Regions from separate parts of the Homo sapiens genome. Here region 1 is linked to region 2. A link is a loop called in an ENCODE intact Hi-C map of the cell type or tissue named here. Cell type or tissue: mammary epithelial cell. All regions are shown on one strand. Region 1 overlaps ECPAS (Ecm29 proteasome adaptor and scaffold). Region 2 overlaps ECPAS (Ecm29 proteasome adaptor and scaffold).

What was found. Peaks named below come from ENCODE experiments on the same cell type or tissue, not always from the same donor. Only the 100,000 strongest peaks of a DNase experiment are listed, where the experiment ranks them.
Region 1: it touches region 2 in a loop (2.3-fold over the local background); 19 of 110 quality-filtered maps call a loop at or near these places.

The regions. Positions count from the first base shown.
Region 1 is chr9:111,422,831-111,430,830 of GRCh38, reverse strand. It overlaps ECPAS (Ecm29 proteasome adaptor and scaffold), which reads left to right. Exons shown (of 50, transcript NM_001364929.1): 9 at 203-284; 10 at 2,670-2,789; 11 at 5,003-5,088; 12 at 5,335-5,413; 13 at 7,583-7,632. Among named protein-coding and RNA genes, the nearest start is that of ECPAS, 58 kb to the left of the region's middle. In mammary epithelial cell, no CTCF peak of the experiment used is centred here; no DNase peak of the experiment used is centred here.
Region 2 is chr9:111,372,815-111,380,814 of GRCh38, reverse strand. ECPAS (Ecm29 proteasome adaptor and scaffold) reads left to right here. Exons shown (of 50, transcript NM_001364929.1): 36 at 2,085-2,235; 37 at 4,274-4,339; 38 at 5,613-5,702; 39 at 6,777-6,843; 40 at 7,409-7,500; 41 at 7,579-7,645. Among named protein-coding and RNA genes, the nearest start is that of OR2K2, 47 kb to the right of the region's middle. In mammary epithelial cell, no CTCF peak of the experiment used is centred here; no DNase peak of the experiment used is centred here; H3K27ac peaks cover 623 bases.

The DNA.
Region 1 (8,000 bases), 50 kb before region 2:
TGTATTTGTTTTGGTTTAAAAACATACTTTGATAGAAATTAGTCCCTTTCTTTTCCTTCTCTTCTACAATGTCAATTGCCCATTTCATTTGTGTGTTTCTAACATTTTCTTTTGTTAAGAAATGTTGGGGCTATAATTTTTTTGAAATCACTGAAGGAGGGGGAAAAATAATTTTAACAACCTGTGTTGAAACCTTCCATAGCTTAATTGACTGGAATAATCCTGCCATCATTAATAAGATGTACAAGGTGTACCTTGGAGATATACCACTGAAGACAAAAGAGGTAGGTTGTTTTGATTTATTCTCACATCAGCGTAAAAAGTAGTTTGTTGACATGAACTGCGTATTTATACATTTTCTTCTAGTTTCATTTAAGCTGAATCTGTGCTATAACAAAATGCTAGTTTTAAGTCATGCTAGTTTAGATGAATTAAAACCTGGTAATTTAGTTTACTGGATCTTGTGTTGTAAATTCAGATTCCTAAATAACAATGACAAACTGTCTAGAGTAGGGATTGACAAATTTTTTCTGTAAATTTTGTAGGCTTTGCAGGCCTTATGGTCTCTCAGGTTGCAGCTGCTGAACTCTTGTAACATGAAAGCAACTATAGGCAATACATAACCGAATGAGCATGGTTGTGTGCCGGTAAAACATTGTGGATACTGATGTTTGAATTTTGTGTAGTTTTCATATATTACAAAATATATTCCTTTGATATTTTTTAACCATTACAAAATGTAAAAATGATGCTTAACTCATAGACCTTATCAGAATAAATGGTGGGCCAGATTCGGACTGTGGGCTATAGTTTGCAGACTTCTGGTCTAGAATCTAGAACAAAAGATAGGTCCTTCTAAAGCCTCAAAGTAAGACCTTTGCCTTACTAACGTGAGTTCTTTTTAGTTCACTGTGTTTAAAAGTATTCCAGGTCCAAACCCAGATATACAAGGATTATTTGTTTGCATGCTTGCATTCTTGCTCTTTTTTGTTTGAGTTGGGGTTTAGCTATGTTGCCTAGGCTGGACTTGAACTTCTGGGCTTAAGCTGTGCTCCTGCCTCAGTCTCTTGAGTAGCTGTGACTACAGGTGCACACCACTGCACCTGTCTGCCTTTTTGCTTTTTAAACCATAAATACTTGTTTTAAAAATCAATATTAGCCCTGGTTAGATTAGATTGAGTGTGGTAAAGCAGAAATAACAATGAATTGGGAATCAGGACCTATGAATTCTAGCCCCAAATGGCTGTACACATGAATGTGCTGGGGAGGAAAGGTTTGGCTGATCACATAACTTTTCCTGGCCTCATGTTCTTCATGTAGAAAATGAAGGGGTTGGATTAGATTAGTGGTTCTCACAGTGTGGTCCATGGACCTTTTTAGGGTCACAAAACACCTTTTAGGCAGTCTGTGAAGGCCTTTTCTTTTTGTACTGTGTCAATATTTGCACTCATGGTACAAAAGCAATGGTGAGTGTACTTGCTAGGTTCCTACCACATATCAAAGCCATGTCACCAGATGACTAACAGTTATTCTATTCTTCAGTGTTATGTACTCATTTAAAAAAAAAAAGAGAATAAAACTCAGCTTTACTTAAGAACATCCTTGATGAAGCAGTAAAAATGACTTTACTTGAAGAGTAGACAGGCAAATTATAGCTACCGAGATGGGTATTTGGTGCATACTTTCTCTAAAAGGGAAAAAAATGAGCTTGTTACTTCAAGAAAAACAACATGATTTATTGGCAATGATAAAAGTTAGCTTTCAAGCAAAAATTAGAGTTTTGAGAAACTTGTATTCACCACAGTGATTTGATAGCTTATCAGTACTTAGTAGATTTTTCTGATGCCGTTAGAACACAGGTGATATGAGCACAGGCTTTGTGAAAAAAAATGTATGTATGAAGAAACATTTGCTTAACTCAGTGAGCCAGTATTGTGCACATGAAGAATGATGTTACAAAAGCATATAAGGACAAGGGAGCCATTCAGAGTAAGATAACCAGTGGAATATAGTATAAGAGTATACAAAAGTTCATTGATATGGTTTCAACTCCAAATTGCAACTAACCTTTTTTTTTTCATTTTTTAAAAATAAGCAATTAACTGTTAAGAAATTATTATTTGTCAAGTTTTGGTGTAGTATGAAAAAAGAATGTCCACAATTACCTAAGAAAGCTAAAATCATCTCCACTTTTCCAACCACACATATCTGTGCAAGCGAGGTTTTTGTTACTTATTTCAACCAAAACAATGTATTATAGCAGATTGAATACAGAAGAATATATAAAAATTCATTTCTCTTGTAGTAAGGCGAACATTGAAGAGATTAGTAGACAATGTAAAACAGTGCTTCTCCCTCAGTACAATTTTTTTTGCTTTGGAAAATAGTTATTTTTTATAAAAATGTTAGTTTTGAAAATAATGAGTTTATTAATAATTGTGAGTAAACAAATATGTTAAAATTTCTCAGTTTTAATTTCCCGTATAGTAAATATTGATAGGTTACACAGATATAAACAGAAGCTCTTTGGAGAGTTCAGTAATTTTTAAGAGTGTAAAGGGATCTTGAAACAAAGTTTGAGAGACCACTGATTAAGATGAATTCTCATGACATTTTCAGTTCAAAATAATTTTGAATTGCTGAGTTATAATCAAGCATATTTTCAACAGGGTGCAGTTCTGAAGCCAGAGTTGAAAAGGGACCCTGTCAGTACAAGAGTCAAGTTAAAGATTGTCCCCCATCTCCTCCGCTCTAGACAAGCTGCTGAAACGTTCCCAGCCAACATTCAGGTAATTTGTTTTTTCCAGAGAATATTGGCCTGTCTGCAACTTTTATGTCTATTTAATTAGAGAAAGAACTGTGTTAATGGATATTCAGTGGGTAGGTTGATGTATATAACAAGATTAATGAGATTCTTTTTTTCTATCTTAAATTTGCTGCAATATGATTTTAAAAAAATTATCAGAAAATATATATAGGTTGAGCATCTCTAATTAGAAAATCTGAAATCCTAAATGCTCCAAAGTCCAAAACTTTGTACTGACATGATGCTCCAAGTGCAAAATTCCATACCTGGTCTCATGTGATGGATTGCATTAAAACAGTCAAAACTTTACTTCATGCACAAAATTATTTAAAATATTGTATAAATTACCTTCAGGCTATGTGCATAAGGTGTATAGAAAATGTCAGTGAATTTCATCTTTAGATTTGGGTTTCATCCCCAGGATATCTCTTTATGTATGTACACATATTCCAAAATCTGAAAAAATCTGAAATCTCAAAACACTTCTGATCCTAAGCATTTCCAGTAAGGAACACTTAACCTATGCTATATTGGCTTCCATTTATCTTAAATGTATGGTAATAATCCCTTTCAGACAAGGTTTTTTTTTATGTGTGGCTTTTCTCCAAAAATGGTATCATTAGCAACTTAGTCACTTAAGTGACAAAGCTGAGTCATCCTTAACTGAAAGCTCACTTGAAGGCAGTGGCCAAATCCTCTTGATTTCATCTTAATGTCTTCACTTCTCTATGCCTATAATGCTGCTATTAATTCAAACTATTACTTCTTGTTTTGGTTATTGCAGTATTCTTTTAACTTACCTTCCTGCCTCTAGTCTTGGCCCACATTCAGTCTGTTTTCTTTTTCATTGCTTTTTTTTTTTTTCTGAGACAGGGTCTCACTGTGTTGCTCAGGCTGGAGTGCAGTGGCACAATCTTGTCTCACTCAGCCTCTACCTCCCAGGCTGAAGTGATCCTTCCACCTCAGCCTCCCGAGTAGCTAAAAAAAAAGTCTGTTTCAAATAATGTAGCACTTGATTATATTTTGTCCCATATCTTTTTGTGGTTTTTTTGGAGACGGAGTCTTTCTGTGCCACCCAGACTGGAGTGCAGTAGTGGTGTGATCTAGGCTTACTGCAGCCTCTGCCTCCCAAGCTCAAATGATTCTCCCATCTCCAGGCCTCCCAAGTAGCTGGGACTACAGGCATGTGCCACCATGCCTGGCTAATTTTTGTATTTTTTTGTACAGATGGAGTTTCACTATGTTGCCCAGGCTGGTCTAGAACTCCTGGGCTCAAGTGATCTTCCTGCCTTGGCCTCCCAAAGTGCTGGGATTTTTTTTTTTTTTTTTTGAAGTGAGACAGGATCTTGCTATGTTGCCCAGACTGGCCTTGAATGCTTGGGCTCAAGTGATCCTCCCGTCCTAGCCTCCCTAGTAGCTGGGACTGTAGGTGTGAGCCACCATGCTTGGCTATGTATCATTTTAATGTGTGTATCTCTTAACTCTTCAACAAGATTGAGTGCTTGTTCTTTTTTATATCTCTTAGTACCTAGCACAGTGGCAATTATAAAGCAGATACTCAATACTAGTCTGTAACTCACATGTTATTGTTAAATAAGATCAGAATACTGCTGGCAGTTTTAGGAACAAGAGTATAGAGTTTTTTTTTTTTTTTTTAGTGTAAGTAATCTTTGTCATAAAAAGGAACTTGAGGGATTTAGATATTTTTGATGTTGTTGGTTAATATTGAACTTGCTGGATGCTGCACAGGACTCATCTGCATGATCTTTTTGCCTTCTAGATGTGGTTCCATAATACTTGAAGCACCTTTACCCCAATGGGACACTTGTAGAATATTTCCATTTGTATGTTTTCTCTGAAGCTTTTATTAGAATTTGTCCTGAATCATATAATTAAGAAACATAGGGAATAGCTGAGTGGTGACCCACTGCAGTGTGTACTCTTCGTTTCCTCACTGTGGTAGACCCACAATCTTTGCAGACTTGTGCGATCAACCATTGTGTTTGTTACTCCACAGACTATTTATAGGAGCTTCTGATTGGCTTTCTAAGTTGGTCAGCTAATAATGTGTATCTGCATTAATGTTGAAGAACGAGATGTAGTATGAAAGGTCTGCTGCTGAATTCTGATTACTATTCAAAAATATTAAATTCTTATTTTTATTAATTGATGTTCTCAACTCTTCATTTTACATAGGTGGTGTATGATGGACTTTTTGGTACAAATACAAATTCAAAGTTAAGAACATTATCCCTGCAATTTGTGCATCATATTTGTATAACGTAAGTCTTTAACTATTTTAACTATAAAGTTTTCAAGCTGCTGGAATGATTGAGTGCTTCAAGTGTATCGTTTTACTCATCTTACCTAGAAAGAAAACATGTTTGCTCATCTTTAAAAATTTTTGTATTTTAATAGATTATTTAACTTATTTCGGTTATGTCTCTCATTATTTTATGTAATCATCCGTAAAGATATGTAGTCATGAGATTCTTATCTTGCTTTGTGTATGTGTGTTTTATTTAAAGCTGTCCAGAAATCAAGATTAAGCCATTAGGTCCAATGCTTTTGAATGGCCTCACCAAGCTAATCAATGAATACAAAGAGGTAAGTGACTTGTCTTTTAAATTTTATCAACATTTTATATCTTAAAGTATTTTCTATAATATTTCTGGTCTGTCAATGTAGTTAGTTAAAAGTTTGTTAAAGTTTCACTGTTCCTTAACATTTTACTTGAAATAGTACAAATTTCAGAAATTACTGCCCTTTTTTGCTTTTTTGGGGGGAAATAACTGTTAAAAACTGATATGAGGTCTTACTATATCTTTTTTTTTTTTTGAGATGGAGTTTTGCTCTAGTTGCCCAGGCTGGAGTGCAATGGCATGATCTTAGCTCCCTGCAACCTCCGGCTCCTGGTTCAAGTGATTCTCTTGCCTCAGCCTCCCGAGTAGCTGGGATTACAGGCACCTGCCACCACCACACCCAGCTAATTTTTTGTATTTTTAGTAGAGATGGGTTGGCCATCTCTACTGGCCGTCTCAAGGCCAGGCTGGTCTTGAATTCCTGACCTCAGGTGATCCGCCTGCCTCGGCCTCCCTAAGTGCTGGGATTACAGGCATGAGCCACCATGCCCAGCCTGCTGTATCTTTAAATAGCATTTTTTCAGCCAGCACCTTTTGTGCTACTTCTAGCTATTGTGCAAAAATGGAATTAAAGGAATTGAAATTTATGTTGATTTCCCTATGTGACTATTTGGATTTGGCTTGTGTTGGGAAACTGTTAATTCTCAGGGGCTAAGATACTTTTTTTCTTTTATATTTTTCTCTGGTAAATAATGGGGCTGAGATTTTAATGATTCAAAATTCTGTCAAAACATGCATTCAGTAAATTTTTGATTCCTTAAGCTAAATGGGATGAGGATTCCTTGGACTGTGGATTTTTGAATCCCTTTCCCTGCTGTATTTCTCTTACTATAATATCTCCAATATTTAAAAGGAATTTGCTTAAAAAGGTAATATTTCAAGAATTCATTAGCATTATTTTCCCCAGTCTAAGCTAAACATGAATGCATGTTTGCAGTAGTATAGTGAGATCAAGATCTTACATCTGAAATTAGAACTGAGTTTGAATCCTAGTTTTGTTCTTTGGTGAGTTACTTAAATTCTTTGCACCTTCTTATTAGAAAAATGAAAATAATACTGCTTGATTAGATTACTGTGAAGATTGAATGAGTTAATCTACCTAAATTGTTCACCATAGTCAAGGCACGTTAGTAGGTATTATTAGTGAAAGGCACTTTATTTACTGTGCAGCTGTGCTTTGGGGTGGTAAGTAGGCCTGGTTCTCATAGCTTCTTTCTCCTATTGAGTGATGCTTGCATGGTTAAGATCTAGGGGACCACTCAGATTATTTTATGGCATAGATGGTGAAATGCTTTAGAGTCATTGGTAGAAATGAAAATGTTCTGGGGCTCTTGGGGAGAAGCTGTATATTTAAATGTAAGTTAGAGAGGCCAGACAAACCACAGGGTGTGAGTCCCCTTACCTGCAGGTGACATCTGCATGTCTTCCCAACAGATGAATCCATAAGAGTAGCCATTTAGATGTGGAAGGGCAAATCCTAGGATAAACACATAAACTTTAACTGGTAGAAGTTTATTGTGTTCTGAGTAATCAGATTATTAGTTTTTGTAAAACCATGTAAAACTCTATCTGTATCTTGAGGAGAGAACCTCACTAATTCACCTGGTGATTATGACCCTCTTAATTTTTTATGGTAGAAAATATGATAGAAAGCTGTTCATTACAGTGTAGATTTTTAGAAGATCACACTACAGTTTATTGCAATTTTGGTGAGAGACGGAGGATCCTAGTCTGTTGGACCGGTGATGTATTTTCTAATGAGTTAATGTTTTTTAGTGTGTTGAAGATGAACTTTGGTGTTTGGAGGTTACATAGTGTTGAAATATCTTGAACTCAGCACCAGCTAAGAGAAACCTTTCATATCTATGACCACTGCATTTTCTTTTTGGAGCGATTGGGGATGCAAGGTTTTGTCTTGTTTTTCCTTTTAGTTAGTGTGATGGATTCTGGGTTTGGACATTTTTGTTGTTGTTCAGGTGCTAACACCATGTAGTTAGACAGAGTGAGACCTAGGTTTAATAAGGAGTAAAATAATGCATGTAATTGCAGCGAAAAGGTTTTACTGTTTACTGTATTTTTTGTTTTGTCTGTTTTTTGTTCTTTCTTTTCTTTCTTTTCTTTTTTTAATTTCAAGGACCCTAAACTACTGTCAATGGCATATTCAGCTGTTGGAAAACTCTCCAGGTGAGTAAACTCTTTTTTAGTGAGAGATATGGTGTTGGTAAACAGAGAAAAATTATGTGGCATTTAATAATGGCGGAGAATAAATTTGTCGTGATTCTGAAAGGGAATGTATTTAATGGTCATAGGTTGTTTAGAAATGTCTTCTGTGTAGAAGGAAAAAGATGTGAGACATTTTAATTTACATTTGAAGGTATGTTACTGTATTAAATGGTGGTCTTGAAATGAGAGTTTGAACTTAATTGTGTCATAATGGGTTACTTTTTTTGTACCCTAGAGACTTTTGATTGACCTTAAGTGTTTTTGTTGCTACTTGGCACTAATCTTTATAAACCCAGTGATCAAGGTTTTTCTAGTGATTCTCTTTTCTG
Region 2 (8,000 bases):
TAAGGAAAGAAGCTGTCTTCATAACATAAAGATGCAAGGTGAAGCAGCAGTTGCTGATACAGAAGCTGCAGCAGGTTATCCAGAAGATCTAGCTAAGATCACTGATAAAGGTGTCTACACTCAACAACAGATTTTCAATGGAGATGAAATAGCCTTTTGTTGGCAAAAGATACCATGTAGGATTTTCCTAGCTAGAGAGAAGTCAGTGCCCGGCTGCAACGCTTCAAAGGCCAGGCTGACTGTCTTGTTAGGGGCCAATGCAGCTGGTGACTAAGTTGAAGCCAGTGCTCATTTACCATTCTGAAAATCCTAAAGCCTTAAGAATTCTGCTAAATCTGCTCTGTGCTCTAGAAATGGAACAACAAAGTCTGGATGACAGCTTATCTGTTAACAGCATGGTTTACTGAGTATTTTAAGTCCACTGTTGAGGCCTACTGCTAAAAAAACAAAAACAAAAAACAAACAAACAAAAAAATAACAACAAAACAAAAACCAAACCAAAAAAAACCCCAAAGATTCCTTTCAAAGTATTACTGCTCATTGACAGTGTGCCTGGTCACCCAAAAGCTCTGATAGAGAGGTACAAGGAAATGAATGTTTTCATGGCTGTTAGCATAACACAACATCCATTCTGAAGCCCATGGATCAAGGTGTAATTTCAACTTTCAAGTCTTACTATTCAAGAAGTATATTTTGTAAGGCTAGAGCTGCCATTGATAGTGATTCCTTTGATGGATCTGGGCAAAGTAAATTGAAAACCTTCTGGAAAGGGCTTACCATTGTAGGTGCTGTTAAGAACATTCATGATTCATGGGAGGAGGTCAAAATGTCATTAATAGTTTGGAAGAAGTTGATTCCAACTTTCATGGATGACTTTGAGGGGTTCAAGATGTCATTGGAGAAAGTCACTGCATATGTGGTGGAAATCGTAAGTGGGGCCTGAAGACGTGACTGAATTGTTGCAATCTCCTGATGAAACTTGAACAGAAGAGGAGTTGCTTCTTATCGATGAGCAAAGAAAGTGGTTTCATGAGATGCAAGCTACTCCTGGTGAAGATTCTGTGAACATTGTTAAAATGACCACAAAGGATTTAGAATATTTCATAAACTTAGTTGATAAAGCAACAACAGGGTTGGAGAGGATTGACTCTAACTTTGAAAGACGTTCTAATGTGGGCAAAATGCTATCAAACTGCATCTCATGCTACAAAGAATTATTTTGTGAAAGGAGGAGTTGATTGATGCAGCGAACTTCATTGTTGACTTATTTTAAGAAATTACGACAGCCACGCCAGCATTCAGCAAACACCACCCTGATTAGTCAGTAGGCATCACCATTGAGGTAGGACCCTCCACCAGCAAAAAGATAATGACTCGCTGAAAGCTGAGATGATCAGTAGCATTAAGATATTTTAAAGTTAACTAATGTACTTTATTTTAGACATAATGCTATTGCACACTTAATAGACTACAATATAGTGTAAACAAAACTTCTATATGCACTGGTAAACTAGAAAATTCATGTGGCTTTCTTTATTATGGTGGTCTGGAACAGAACCTGCAGTATCCCCAAGGTATTCTTGTATGATCTTATGGGACTACTGCTGGACATTGTGGTCTGTTGTTGTTGACTGAAATGTCTCATGCAGCACATGACTGTAATACAGTGGCAGGGGGGAATAGCGGCTGTATGTATGGAGGAGGTATAAATGAAACAAAATTGGTCAAATGTTGCTAATTGTTGAACTGGGTGGAGAATACATGGAATTTCATGCCTACTATAAATTCCTACCATAAAATTTCACTATAAATATAAATTCCTACTATAAATAAATACATGGAACTTCATTCCTACTATTAATGAAGGTAGGCTTTTCCTACTTCATTTATCATTCTACCTACCTCTATATATGCTTCAAGGTTTCTTTAATAAAAGTTAAAAAAAGTAATGCCCAGACCAGGCTCTGCAACCATGTGAAAATATGCTTTAATGCAGTGAACTGCAGAACATCCTCATGGTTAGATTTGTAGGTCTTCTCACTTTTGTTAAAAGGACTCAGGAGTTGTGTTCCATATGTTTGTAGCATTAACACCCTTGTGAAGATCAGCAAAAGTGCAGGAGCCATGTTGAAACCGCATGCACCAAAACTCATTCCAGCTCTGCTAGAGTCCTTAAGTGTATTGGAGCCCCAAGTTCTCAATTATTTGAGCCTCCGGGCGACAGAGCAAGAAAAGGTGAGTGGATAGCGCAGGCATATTGGTAAGTATCATGAGGGAAGAGCCCTGTTAAGATACCAAGGTTCATTTGAATGACACTGTCACTACTGTTACCAGAACTCACCCTCTGTCACCACATGCAGTGTTTTACTGTTTTTTTGGAGAGAGGTTGTCAGCTCATACACTGTCTTGTGAATTGGATGAAAACTGACACTTCCATCTAAAAAATGAATTAACATTTGTTTAACATAGTTTTTTGTATATTTCAATTTTGTTAGGGCTTGGATCTATACCTTCAGAGTCCTTCCATGGGCTCCCTCGCCCTGTAAGCAAAGAGTATTTGCACCTAGACTTTGGCATATCTCAAAATTGTTCTGCTTTTTAGGTGTAATGGAGTCACCTGGTCTCTGATCAGGGTCATTTTTATTTTTATTTTTATTTTTATTTTTTTGGAGACGGAGCATCACTCTGTCACCCAGGCTGGAGTGCAGTGGCACCATCTCGGCTCACTGCAACCTCTGCCTGCCAGGTTCAAGCGATTCTCCTGCCTCAGCATCCCGAGTAGCTGAGATTACAGGTGAGCGCCACCACACCCAGCTGATTTTTTGTATTTTTAGTAGAGACAGGGTTTCACCATGTTAGCCAGGATGGTCTTGATCTCCTGACCTCGTGATCCACCCGCCTCAGCCTCCCAAAGTGCTGGGATTACAGGCGTGAGCCACCGCACCCAGCCTGATCAGAGTCATTTTTTAAAACTTCAGATGAAACATATTTATTGTGAAAAGTTAATACAGAAGGATAGAAAGTAATCCCATAGAAGGTCTCCCAATCACCACAGTATCATTCCCTGAGGAGCACCTGCTGTCAAAAGTTTCCTGTGCCTTCTCTCAAATTCCTTTTTAGTCATAGGCTACCAAACCAAACAAACATACTAATTTAAAAATAGTATCAGACCGTGAATGTTGTTCTGTGATTTGTTTTTTAAATTAACAGTATATCGTGTCTATATATACACTTATTCTTTTTAATGTATGTATAGTGTTCTACAGTGAGGTGATTTTGAATTTTTGATGGAGAGGTTTTGCAACATCAAAGGTTTTAAGTGTTCTTTTTTTCTCCGTACCTTTGGCACTGTTGAATAACGTATGTGTGATAACAAGAATCTCATTTTTCTGATTTGCACTCTTTTCCTAGCATTGTCCATTGCCTTTTCAATATTGTATTAGTCGTTTATATTTCTTCTGTGATTGTGTTTATGTTCCATGTCTATTTTTCTATTTGACTGTTTTTTTAATTTATATATTTTTATTAGAACTGTTAAACCCTGTTATATACAACATGTTTCCTCTGTTCACTATTTGATCTTTAACTTGCCTAAACTTCTCTAATAACTTACTCTCTTTACCCTTTGCCTCTAATATTGCTGTTTCTTCTTCATTCATTATTTTTCCCTCTTTCAGCAGTAGACTTGCACCTTCCTGGGTGCCCATAGGATGTTTACTAAGCATTGAGAATTTGGAAACATAAATTCTAGTCTAAACTTTGTAGCCCTAGGCAAGTCACTTGTGTATGCCTTACTTTTCTCCCTTATCATATCTGGATAGTGTTAACCTCTCCTTCAGCACAGTTGTTAGATTAAAATACCTTCATAGATACGAAGGGTAATTACAAAGTTAAAGAACTGCACGTATAAAATTTTCTACTGCTTAGACACAATTTTAAAAACCTTAGAAATTTGTTTAGTCAGTTCCTTTATTTAGTGGATGGAGAACCTCAGGCTCAAGAAGGCTGGATGACTTGCCCAGAGCCATACTATGCTGATTTCTTAACTGTTATCTGAATTTCTCACCTGTAGTGTGGTGCTGGTTCCCCTGGTAAATTGTTGAGTGTAGGTCAAAAGAAATTAGAGTTAGACTTGATGTTTGCCTTTGTTATAGCTACGGATTATTTTTTTTTAAAGTTCTTTAGCTTGGAAGTGAAAGTCTTTTATGGGTGTTTGTGCGGATTATTCCTAATTAATTGAATGTGCCGGGTGACTTTAATTTCTCTTCTTTAGGCTGCGATGGATAGTGCTCGGCTTAGTGCTGCCAAATCTTCTCCAATGATGGAAACAATCAACATGGTGAGTGTCTTAAATAATAATGAGAGGGTTTGTTTGCTTACCTGAAAGTGTAATTCTTCAAAGTCTTCAGGCTATGTTAAATGAAGCAGAGACTTATGGGATGAGTCAAGCAGCTGTTGTGACTCCAGTTTTTTCTTAGTATATTTCTCTTTTCTTCTCTGTTACTAAGTGGAATAAATAATTCCCCAAATACCAGAAACAGTTGGTCCAAATTTGTATTACAAGAGACAACAACATATCAAGAGCTCTCTATAAATTTACATCTGTAGTCTTTTGATCTGCCTATTTAGAAAGGTTCAGAGTTGTGCCTGTGCCTAATAGTTATCTTTGGGAGGAACTAGGAAAGTTATAAGCTGTGGAGGTATTTAATGAAGTAGGTAACATAAAGGTATGTGAAGAGATTGGGCAATGTCGATATGTTGTTTTAGTCATAGGAAGGCATTTGCAGTAAAGGGCTGCTTGGCATTCTGAGGTTCTGATTTCTAAACTTCCTGGAGTCTTGGTAAAGTTACTCTGTTGTGCATTCCCTGTAATGGTTAGTTAGCTATGATTGTGTTTACTGGAAATTAGTTTGCTAAGCAGATCTGTACCTTTAGCAGGACTCTGAAGGTATAGATCCAACCCCTAAAAAAACTGAAGTGTACAAAAAACTATGTTAAACTGGTGAAGAGAAGTAGCTATTTTTTAGTGCCTGCTGGGGGAGTATTACCAAAATTTGGTCTAAGAATGTTATGTCTTAGTTGGATTATTGGGGGGAAATAAAAATTTAAAGAAATAGGAATAGTTAGTGAATACCATTTAGTTATATTCATTAGTAATAGAAAACATGTTAATTGCATTTTCAAAAATAAAGGCCAGCAATTTATAGGAAAAGTCATCTAAGAAGTTGACTCATTAGAGGGGGTTTGGTAGGGTAGGCCCACTGTAGAAGATCAATATTTAGTTTAGGTTTTTTATACTAAACATGGATTGATAAAGAGGAAGTAGGCCCAGAAAGATTCTTCATTCTTGAGTAATCATTATTTTTCTTTTTTAGCAAATTGATGTTTTTCATTTTTTTGTTTGTTTTTAGTGTTGAATCACTGATGAATAATTTTTCTGTTTGTAGTACAATAGTGGTTTTAATATTGAAATCAGAGCAGAAGCAAGCAGTGATTTTTCAACTTCATGTCAAATCCAGTTGGTACACGTTTGACAAGGGCAGTTTTTAATTGAAGATGTGGTCCTGACTTATTTGCCAAGGCTTACCTTTATATTTGTCCTTTTTCAAAAGTGCCTGCAATACCTTGATGTGTCAGTGCTGGGCGAGCTAGTTCCTAGGTTGTGTGAACTGATCAGAAGTGGTGTAGGTCTTGGAACTAAGGTAAGTGTACTTTCCACAAGAGGAAATGTGCATCTTCATTAGTTCTGGCCATAAGGATATAACAGCCATCATGTTTGAAATTCATGTTTTACCACAAAATCTAATATTATACACTAACCATTTTATTTCTGTGGTTGCACTGATAACTGAAAACATGTAACTGGTTCAAGAAATAAAACATCTAACTGTTCCAGTAAGTATTAACTTATTTAGTGGAATCATTTCTGTTCTCTGGTTGCCGTGTACATACCCTCTGGGTTGTCATTCATTAGCAGTTCATGGAAATGCACATCCAGTTATTAGGGCATGGATTGTTTTAGGTGGCAATTGCATTTTTCACAGAGGGGTCAGCAGTGTTTGAATAGAAAAATGTCCTAGTTTTCAAGATCTTTGAAGGATCAGACACCCCCCTACCACCCTTTTAACAACAAATTAATAACTCACATTTTTTCTTATGACAAAATTAACACTTGCTGGTATTTTAAAATTTTAGCATTTATAGATTAGGAGAAAGTTAAAATAAAAATTGTCCAGAATTTTGCCATACAGAGATAACTGCTGTTAATATTTTGAAGTGTTTCCTTCCAGTCTTTTCTGCACATGTATCTTCTGCAGTGTCCTCTTCTAATGGCCGTATGATACTCCACTGTATGGATGTAACATCATTTATTTTACTCCATCAAGGAACATCTGATTTGTTTTCAGTTTTTGAAAAAAATAGTAAAGCACTGTGATGAGTGTCTTCAGGCACACCTGAAGATATTTGGTTAAATTTCTGGAAATGGAAATGTTAGCACAGTGATGGACAAGATGACATATTTTGCTTTTCCAGAAGATTGTACCAGTTTTCTTTCTTTTTCACAATGTCTGAGATCACCCATCTTTCTCTTGGAGGTTTAAAAAAAATCGCTGCATTACTAGTTTAAGAGTTTGCCTTTTTCTATATTGAGTCCTGGAGGGGGTATTAGGCTTCATGTATTTTATATGTTTAAATTTTTGGCACCTAAGCCAATGGTTTGGTAGGTAGAACATTGTGACCATCAGATTTAGACCTTTGCTTTTGTAACCCTGTAGGGTGGCTGTGCCAGTGTCATTGTGTCATTAACTACTCAGTGTCCTCAGGACCTAACACCTTACTCAGGTGAGTTTGTCAAGGGATGTGTGGTGATATTTTTGCACAGCCCTGTCTTGTGTGACAGAGTTTTAAAAAGGAAAAATACTTATCATTCAGACCTGCTTGTGATGCTGTGTGCCTTTTCTCCCCTCAGTCCCCTGACTCCTTCATTTCTTTGTCTGCAGGAGGTGCAGAGTTTATCAAGTTTAGCAGCTTTTCACTGTTCATAAACATTTGATTATTCCTTAGTGGTATAAGGAGGTAAAAGTATCCTCTTTTCCACAGGACTTACCATTGATAGCTGATTTTACATCAGCATTTTTCTCTTCTTAGATTGGCTTCTAGACTGGACTAGTGTTCTTTATATACCTCGTTCTTATTTTGCATCTTTTTCCACGATATTCTAGTTTAATTTTAACTTTATATCATGTAAAAGGAAGCAAATGGATATATAAATATAACATCCAGAAATCTAAACTACTGTGGAGTAAATCAGATGTTAATTACAGGGTTAGGTTTGTTTGGGTTCTGGGAACAGAGTGGAACATTTGGTCAACCAAGTATCAGATTTTTTTCTCTTTATTTCTGGTAGGTAAACTTATGAGTGCTTTGCTGAGTGGCCTGACAGATCGGAACAGTGTGATTCAGAAATCTTGTGCATTTGCTATGGGCCATTTAGTTCGGGTGAGTTAAATTTCTTGCTTAGTTAAATAAAACTCTTTGACAGTTATAAAGAAATACTTAGGATTGTTTCTTTTTCAGACCTCACGGGATAGCAGCACTGAAAAACTCCTGCAGAAGCTCAATGGGTGGTATATGGAGAAAGAAGGTACCTTTCTTTTTCTATTTTATGTCATTTTAAATTTAGATGTTAACAGCCCAGTAAAACAGTACAAATTAGGTCTTACCCTCCATGATTTTATGTGATTTGCTAGAAACATTTGTTTCTTTTCTTTTCTTTTTTTTTGAGATGGTGTCTGGCTTTGTCGCTGAGGTTGGAGTGCAGTGGTGCTATCTCAGCTCACTGCAACCTCAGCCTCCTGGGCTCAAGCGATTCTTGTGTCTCAGCCTCCTGAGTAGCTGGAACTACAGGCACGTGCCACCACGCCTGGTTAATTTTTGTATTTTTTGTATAGGTGGGGTTTCGCCATGTTGCCCAGGCTGGTCTTAAACTCCCGAGCTCA